2 separate regions of the Homo sapiens genome follow, and region 2 is linked to region 1. A link is a contact called in ENCODE Hi-C data. All regions are on one chromosome and are shown on one strand. The core of a region is the stretch at or near the end of the contact, and the rest is flanking DNA. Distances in the headings are between cores, read along the strand shown. Region 1 holds the start of ZNF514 (zinc finger protein 514). Region 2 holds the start of TSGA10 (testis specific 10).

Region 1 (4,411 bases), core at 760-3,259:
GTGCTTTGAGATCAAATGGTGCACTAGAGCACTGAGCAGGAGAGAGAATATTCCTGGGGTAATGAATGTGCATTGTAACAAACAAGGGCCTCTGGATCAAGATCTGTCCCAAAGGACACAATGTAAGAGTGGGGAATTTCAGACACTGCAGCAGGCCTACAGAATGGGCATCAGGGAAAGGCAGTGGCCCTCAAGTTCTTCTGAAGTAGTTCCATTTCTAGTTCTGTTGAGCCATCAATGAGATGAAAATCTTTTCTCATTTGTCCATCCCCTCACCTTTTTGGTTCGGAGCACCGAAGATGGAAAAGCTCCTATATCAGCCATGGTTCCCAGACAATGTCCCCCTGCGTGGAAAAGGGCTTGCTTGCTGCGCCATCCTGGCCATCTGTGCCACTGGAAGTGCTGGCAGAAAAGTGAAACAGAGACTGCAAAAGCAGGAAAGGAGAATGGTCTCTTTGCCTTGATTTCGTGTTATTTTGTCTTTGCCTTGATTTTGTAAGTTATTTTGTCCTGAACTCCTAAATAGGGTTGATAAACCAATCTCTCTGTCCTCACAAGTGGCCCTTCTCTGGCTGAGGACTGCCTCCAGAAAACCACCGTTTTAATACTCAGACTGTGTCTTAGGCATTGGCGCTGCTATAACAGAGTGTCTTAAACTGGGGAATTTGTAAACAACACAAATTTGTTGTTCACAGTTCTGGATGCTGGGAAATGCAATATCAACGTGCCAGCCAGTTCAGGGGCTGGTGAGGGTACGTTTCTCATAGATGGCACCTTCTGTGTCCTCACATGGCAGGAGGAGCAAAGGGGGCTTAAGGCCCGTTTTTATTTTTATTTATTTATTTAATTTATTTTTTGAGACGGAGTCTTGCTCTGTCGCCCAGGCTGGAGTGCAGTGGCACGATCTTGGCTCACAACCTCTGCCTCCCGGGTTCAAGCAATTCTCCTGTCTCAGCCTCCTGAGTAGCTAGGATTACAGGCGTGCACCACCACGCCCAGCTAATTTTTAAATATATTTTTGGTAGAGACAGGGTTTCACCATGTTGGCCAGGCTGGTCTCAAACTTCTGACCTCAAGTGATCCGCCCGCCTTGGCCTCCCAAAGTGCTGGGATTACAGATGTGAGCCACCACGACCGGTCTAAGGGCTGTTTTTAAAGGGCACTAATCTCATTCATGAGGGCAGAGTCTTCCAAAGGCTCCACTTCTTAATACTATCACCTTGGGAGTTAGGTTTCAACATATGAATTTGAGGGGGACACATACATTCAGACCATAGCAGGCCGTTTTTCCATTTCTTTTGGGTCCTAAATGATATTTGTTTCTGGAGTAGGAGGGCGTTCAAAGTCCTCTTTTGTTCTTCAGCACCCTTCGCTGAATTCAGGGGCAGATGGAGAAAGGCAAGAGGCACGGGGCAGCCTGTAGAAGCAGTATCTAGCACTGAGTCCCCAGTATCCCCTAGGCACGCCAGGAGAGCCTCCTGGAAATCCTCACTCAGCAGATCCAGGGTAGGAACGCGGCTTCTGTTGAATAGCCTTACATCGAGATATGCAGGTTGGGGGCGGTGGCTCACACCTGTAATCACAGCACTTTGGGAGGCTGAGGCGGGAGGATCATCTGAGGTCAGAATTCGAGACCAGCGTGGCTAACATAGTGAAACCCCGTCTCCACTAAAAATACAACAAATTAGCTGGGCGTGGTGGCGGGAACCTGTAATCCCAGCTCCTACGGAGGCTGAGACACGAGAATTACTTGTACCCAGAAGACAGGTTGCGGTGAGCCGAGAGCGCGCCCCTGCACTCCCACCTGGGCGACAGAGTGAGGCTGTCTCCCCCCTCCCCCCAAAAAACGAGAGAGATATGAGGCTCAGCTACCAAAGTCACGCGCGAGAAGGGAAATGCTTGTAGGTCCCTGCCCTTGGGGGAGAGCGGAGTGAAAACCGGCGCGTGGCCGGCGAGCACGGCCCCTCCCAGCGGAGGTCCTACAGGCGCCCGCGAGCCCCGCCTCTCCAGCTTCGCCGCGCCAGCACCCCGCCACCGGCGCTGGCTCTGAAGGGCCCCGGCGGCGGCCGCGTCTGCGCAAGCTCGGGACGGCCTCGGGAGGCGGGGCTGGCGCGGGGCGGACGCGGGGGCTGGCGCGGGGCGGACGCGGGGGCTGGCGCGGGGCGGACGCGGGGGCTGGCGCGGGGTGGCGGGCGGGGGCTGGCGCGGGGTGGCGGGCGGGGGCTGGCGCGGGGTGGCGGGCGGGGGCTGGCGCGGGGTGGCGGGCGGGGCCTGGTCCTGTGAGCGTTCGGAGACTGCGGGCGCGCAGACCTGTACTGGGCCCGCGCCCCGGCCCCTTACAGAGCTGGGTGTGTCCCTCCGAGTGCCCCCCGCTAGGGACTGTGCAGGCCGGAGCTAGGCAGGGACAGCGGGGCGAACCGGGCTGATAGAGTCGGTCCCTGCTCCTGTGAGGCTCTCACCGAATCCCTGCTGTTTCCGGGCAGCTGAAGAGCGCTGGGCCCTCGCGTCGCGGGCGTGGCTGTGGCCGTGTCTCCTGGTAGTCTGAGCCCACTGTGCGTGTGGATCCACGTGGGAGCTGGGTTCCAGAGCCTGGTCCTGAGGAGGAGCCGAGCCGGGGGTAGGAGGCCGGACTTGGCGAGGGAAGAGCACGACCCCGGGCAGCAGTGCGCCGCGCTGGGCGCACCGGGGTTTGCCGGCCCTGCTCTGGGCCCTGCAGGTCCGCTGGCCCCGCCGCGCCTAGTGGGGATGCCCCGTGTCCCCCAGGCAGCCCCAGCCTGCGTCCCGCTCCCTGAACCCTCGGGAGGACCACAGGGCTGTGGCCGAAAGACAGAGATTTGGACCTAGTGAAAGGACGCCGCTCCTTAGCCCCAGCTATGGACTCCACAGCATCAGGTTTGGCTCTGGAGCGTGCAGAGGGCCAGGAGCCCTCTTGGGGAGCTAGTACCGAGCCCGATATCAGGAGGACCCCAGGAAGAGGCCGGGGAATCCCACTGAAGGGTGAGGCTGTACTTCATCTGCCTTCCGTGTGGCGACATCTAACCTTCCAGACCCAGAAGGCTGAAGCCGCAGTCTCCTGGGTCTGGCAGGGGTCTCTAGATGACCGTGGCGGAGGTGGAGGGGATGGCCATGGAAAATTGTCCCAATGGCCAGAGGAGAGCAGAAGAGGATCTGATCTCTTCCTGCTGCGGCAGGGAGAGGGCAAGCAAACCCAAGAGGGAGTGGCCCTTGGCCAGGGATCAGAGGACGATAGGGCCATTTGGAGCCTTGTCATCCACCTCCTTAATCACCTCACTAATAAGGTTCTTCCAGTCGTTCTAGCTCAGCGGTGTATAAGGTCAGCAGTGTACATGGTGGGTATCTCCTCTGAGCCCCTTCCCCCAATAGCGTTGGGGGCAGGGCAATCCAGGTGACCCAGGAGGTTTTAAGCCAGTCCTAAGTTTAGAACGTCCTATCTCTAACCAGGTGGGCATTTTAATCCGACTGTTCATCCTTCAGTGCACATGCTCAAGGACACATAACTGGCCAGTGGAAGAACTGGGCCCAGTCCGTGGGCTTCCCACCCCCTCTTTTTTCCTTTATACCCTTGTTAATCAGTGTGGCTCTGGGAACAGCAGAGGCATTGCCCAGAAGTTCTCTAGAATTGCAGACTCTGGGGCCCCACACATCCTCAAACAGTGTCTTAGCAAGTCTTGAGCCAGAGTTTAACAAGATCCTCAGGGATCCACACACACATGAAGCTTGAGGAATGCCTAACTGTGCTATGCTTACACCCATGTTGTTAGCCTTAACTACTTCTCTGGCATGGTTTGGGTTAGTTTTTTTGTTTGTTTTAAGGCTTTTATGAACAGTATGATGCAAAGCTTTATAATGAAGGAGCTCTCAAGTGTGTTGCAGAGACCTAACAGAGCTTGGGAACACCAGGGGCAGCTTCTCAGAAAGAGGTGGCCTCTGAGCTGGGTTCCCAAGGATGAGGGGAGAGGTGTAACTTCCTCCCCTTAAAGCCTCATAATCCTGCATGGCCTTGCCTTGGGTCTTGTGTAATTGTTAACCTGTAGGCTAGATTTAAAGTTCCTTGAAGTTCTTTTCCATATTTATATTTCCAAAAGTCCTAGGAGATGACCTGCATACAGTATGCCCAGTAAATAACTTCAGTGGTATGGCCAGACTGGTCACACTTCACTCACTTGTAGACTGATGTGGGCTGTGGACAGGTGGGAGCCTCATGCAGCTGTGTACAGGGGCACTTCTCTCAATGTTTGAAGGCTAGAAGCTGCCTCTCAGATCCTTTTGATCCACTGGTGTCCTCAGAACAACGGAGGTGACATTCAGAGCTGTTCTGGGTCTCAGGCTTGGGAAGTCTGAGAGCTGTGTGTGCTGGCTGGGTCAGCTTCCCTTATGTCTCCTTCTACCT
Region 2 (4,212 bases), core at 1,713-4,212, 4.0 Mb before region 1:
GAAGAGGAAGTATGGGGTTAAGATAATTGGTTCATTTTGACTGTTGAACTAGCGGCCAACGGCACAGAGCTCAATGGATGGTAACTGAGGCCACAGGAAGGTGGTTCAGTGAGAAGATTTAAGGGCCTGCGACATAAGACTGAAGAGCAGCAACATTTAACGGACATACAGAAGAAGGAGGGAGAGCTCCCAAAGGAAGCTGAGGATAGAAGAAAAGGCAGAAAAATTTTAAATATGCTATTATGGAAGCTTCAAGGAGACAAGATGGTCAACAGTGCCAAATGCCAAAGATTGAGCAAATAAGATGAGGGTTGAAAAGGATCTATTAAACAGTATCAAGAAGGTTATCAGTGATCTTGGTAAGAACCAGATGTACTGAGTAAATAGGAGGCCCAAGGTGGATACAATGAGGGTATTCTAGTTGTGAAGTGGAAAAGCTAGGGCAGTAGGTAGAAAGGAATGTGGAGTTAGGAGAGGACTTAAGATGCAATAGATCTGAGCATGTTTAGATGCTGGTAGGGGAGTCAAGAGAGGGCAACACTGGAGAAGGGAGGTCCTTGAGAAAGTGATGGTACTGGGATCCAGAGTTCAGGTAGGGGCAGCCTTAAAGGAGAAAGTAACAAATAGGAGTGGTGGTCACTAATAAGCTGGATGGTGTCTGTGGATATGGAAATTGTCAAAGATCTTGTGAAATATCTTTTCCCAAGATTAAGGCTCTTACTCTTGTCTGCATGTGCAGAGTGTGGCAGGATGGCAAAGTAGTTAAGGACTTAAATTTTTAATCCTGGCTCTGCCACTTACTAATGACTTTAGGGAAGTGGTTTAACCTCTAGCTGCTTCAGTGGCCTCAGACGTCATAAAATGGTTGAGAGAATTAAATGTGTTAATATGCATAAGCCATTCATGTTTGGCAAATATGAAATGTTAACTGTTATGACAGGGTTCTCCCTTTCCCATCTCTATTCTGTGCTTACTGTTCCTATCATATACCATGTATTCCCTCAAGTGAACAAAGATTCCTAACCAAGACACATCAAAGTGGCATTTACCTTGATAAATTAACTATAGTCCAAGATATTGACTTTGGTCAAAAATGTGATCTTGTTAGGGTTCCAGAATTGATCCAATTCATGTATTGAGCCAATGCATGTATTTTAATAGTGCTAAAAATATCTCTCTTCATCCAGGTATTGTATATACAGTGTGAATAAAACACAACAAAGGTATTAATTCAACAAAGTTTTCATCAATTACATGACAGACATTGTTCTTAGCACTTGGGAATCATCAGTGAGTCAAATGAATAAAGGTGATAAGGAGGGCTATTAAAAAAAGTAGATGGCCGGGCGAGGTGGTTCACACCTGTAATCCCAGCACTTTGGGAGGCCAAGGTGGACAGATCACCTGAGGTCAGGAGTTTGAGACCAGCCTGGCCAACATGGTGAAACCCCGTCTCTACCAAAAATACAAAAATTACCTGGGCGTGGTGGCAGGCGCCTGTAATCTCAGCTACTCGGGAGGCTGAGGCAGGAGAATCGCTTGAACCCGGGAGGTGGAGGTTTCAGTGGGCCGAGATGGGCTGGGCAACAGAGCGAGATTCAGTCTATTAAAAAAAAATGTAGAGCTGATAAAGGGAGGATTGTAACTGTGTATGTGAGAAAACTTACATTGCAATTTTAAATAGGGTTGTTAGGCTAAGCCTCATTAAAAAGGCATCATGTGAGAAAAGATGCAAGAAGCTGTTCTAAGCACCTGAACACGTAAACCAATAAACAGACCTCAGTGAGGATGTGACATTTCAGTTGAACCCCGAAAGATAAGAAAAAATCACACAGAGTGAGAAAAAGTGAAAACAAAGGGATGTCCAAAAATCCCTGACTGCCAGCTTATTGATTTACAAAGAGAACTATAGACCATCTATCAGATATTCAGATGAGCCTGTGCAATTATTCACTGTAGGTCTGGTGACAAGCCAACTCTTAAGTTTGCTTGGTGAATACATAATCAGAAAAGGACTGAGTTACATGATATGAACGTCTGACGGAATGGGCTCTGGGGAAGACACTTCCTTAACTCAGGAGAGCCCCTGCTCTTAAGCCGGGATACCCTCTCTCCCCTAGAGAAGGCGTGGATTCATCTGGCACAGGTGTGCCCCTCTTTTTTTATTCTATGCTCCAGTAGCGGATCAGACCCCGACTGAGTAATGCACGGTATTTCAGGATATTTCACAGTCGTTGGGATAGTGTCAAGCCTTTGAAGTTCTGGTTAAATTTTGTTCCTTCAAAATCACTTTGAATCTTTCTACTCTCACCCTTTAATGACTAATTTTTTGAAGTTTTTCCTCGGAAGACTTCCTTACCTTCCATGTTCTTGGGACACTTCGCTACCTCTGCACTGCCAAACACGGCTCCCCATCACTGAACTGAAAGCGAAAACAGCACAATCCCATCTATCTTTCTAGGCAGGCGCAGCTTCTTCATAAGACCTCGCCAAGACCCTATTATTTTGTCCCCTCTCTAATGATATACAACTTACTCAGAATCTCATTACGGTCGTGTGCATGTTTTACTTCGCCCTTTTGGCTCCCAGGGGGCGTGCACACAGCTAGCGTCCAACATGTTTTACGATATTTACCCTCCCTCCTGTGTTCGGGATCAACCGTTCCTAACAGTGAAATTAGGTCGTCCCAAGTGCTGAGGAGAAAGTGTGCACACAAGAGGCTTCAACACCGGCGGAGGCGACCCGCAAGTCCTGACCCACCGCCAGAAACACCGCGCGCGCCCAAGACCCCACGGCCGCCCACGCGCTACGGCCCGCAACATCCCGGTTTGAAGCGTTTCCGCTTCACCCACCTGCGGCTTCCGGTCGTACCCACGGCCTCGTGAGGGCTCGAGCTGGAAAAGTGCGTCATACGACCCCGAGCAACCGGCAGGCCTTGCGCGCGATGCTGCCCCGCCCCCTGAGGGCCGGCCCCCTGAAGCGCAAGAGAAGGAGGGGCGCGCAGGGATCGCGCCTAGTCTCTCCGCCTGCGGAGCCGTGGGGTCCCGGCAGCCCGCAGGAGTGCTAAGTAAGGGTCCTTCAGGGCGGGAACCAGGTTCCAGGCAGGGACGCAGGCTACGTTCGAATAAAAGTACCGAAGGTCATAAGGCCCCAGTTCAGATGGGACTTCCCCGCGTGACAGCACAGAGATAACGGCCAGCCCTGGGCGAAGGTAGGAGAGCGGGCGTGCCAGGTTGGAGGGGTCATTTCGTGGAGCGAGTTTAGGGGGAGCCCCCAGAAGCCCAGAGCAGTCAGGTCACACGACGGGCAGGAAGGAGTACCAGCAAATACTTTTTATTGAGCATACAGGTATTACGCTGGGTCTTTACATATCTCCTCCAAATAAGTGAGTCCAAATGGCAGGTAACTCGAAAGGTGAGAAATTCAAGTCAGCTTTGAAAGACACATTGCATTTAAAGGAAAAACGGTATTCGCAGATGATAATACAGGATGGAGTGGATCAGAAAACACACTGAGGCTACTGATCATTCCCATTTGCCAACTCACTGCAGTTGGCAAGAAAACTCTGTGACTCCATGAGATGGGAAATTACACCAGCAGTCAAGGTAGCAAGGTAATAGTTTCGGCTAAGTTTTGCTGCATAACAAACTGCCTCAAATAGTGGTTTATATCTCTAACGTGGGCAAGGTGGGTGATTCTTCTGCTAGTTTCTCCTGGGCATATTCATGTGGCTTCATTCAGCACAGGTTGGCTACGCTGGGCGGTCCAAGATAGCCTTATTCATGCTCTGGCAGGTGCTGCCTGGCTGCTAGGGCATCTCAATTCAGGCCTAATCTTGGAAGCAGCGCCTCAGCCATATTCTATTGGCCAAAACAACAACAAAGCCAGCCCAGAGTTAAGGCGTGGGGTAATGGACTTCACCTCTTGATGAAAGAAGCCCAAAGAATTTGTGGTCACCTTTTTCAACCTTGCACAGAAATTAATCTCTCCTTCAGTTAAAATAGAAACCACTAAGACTTGCCTCTTGGAGTAAGAATCATTCAGTGTTCAGTTTGCTGATGCTGATACGGTAAATGACCAGGGCTTCATATAAAGCTACAATGAAGACATAATGACACCTCCTTTCTTTATTATCACACCTTTTACCAAGGTCACTCTGAGTAAGTCTATCTTGTATTATGCAGGTGGGAATGAATTTTGTTCAGAGTTAAC

Evidence for each region. A loop is a pair of places that touch in the nucleus more often than their neighbours do. Pooled maps may share reads with other maps.
Region 2: a pooled map shows a loop between it and region 1 (6-fold over the local background). The contact joins the promoter of TSGA10 here to the promoter of ZNF514 in region 1. A Hi-C loop is called at or near these places in 5 of 50 pooled maps.

The regions. Positions count from the first base shown.
Region 1 is chr2:95,157,446-95,161,856 of GRCh38, reverse strand. It overlaps ZNF514 (zinc finger protein 514), which reads left to right and starts at 2,009. Exons shown (of 5, transcript NM_032788.3): 1 at 2,009-2,617. RefSeq lists a silencer at 1,933-2,182.
Region 2 is chr2:99,153,692-99,157,903 of GRCh38, reverse strand. TSGA10 (testis specific 10) reads left to right here and starts at 2,962. Exons shown (of 21, transcript NM_025244.4): 1 at 2,962-3,211. LIPT1 (lipoyltransferase 1) reads right to left here and starts at 2,937. Exons shown (of 2, transcript NM_145199.3): 1 at 2,853-2,937. RefSeq lists enhancers at 2,360-2,409, 2,440-2,519, 2,600-2,799, 2,830-3,059, 3,120-3,319 and 1 more.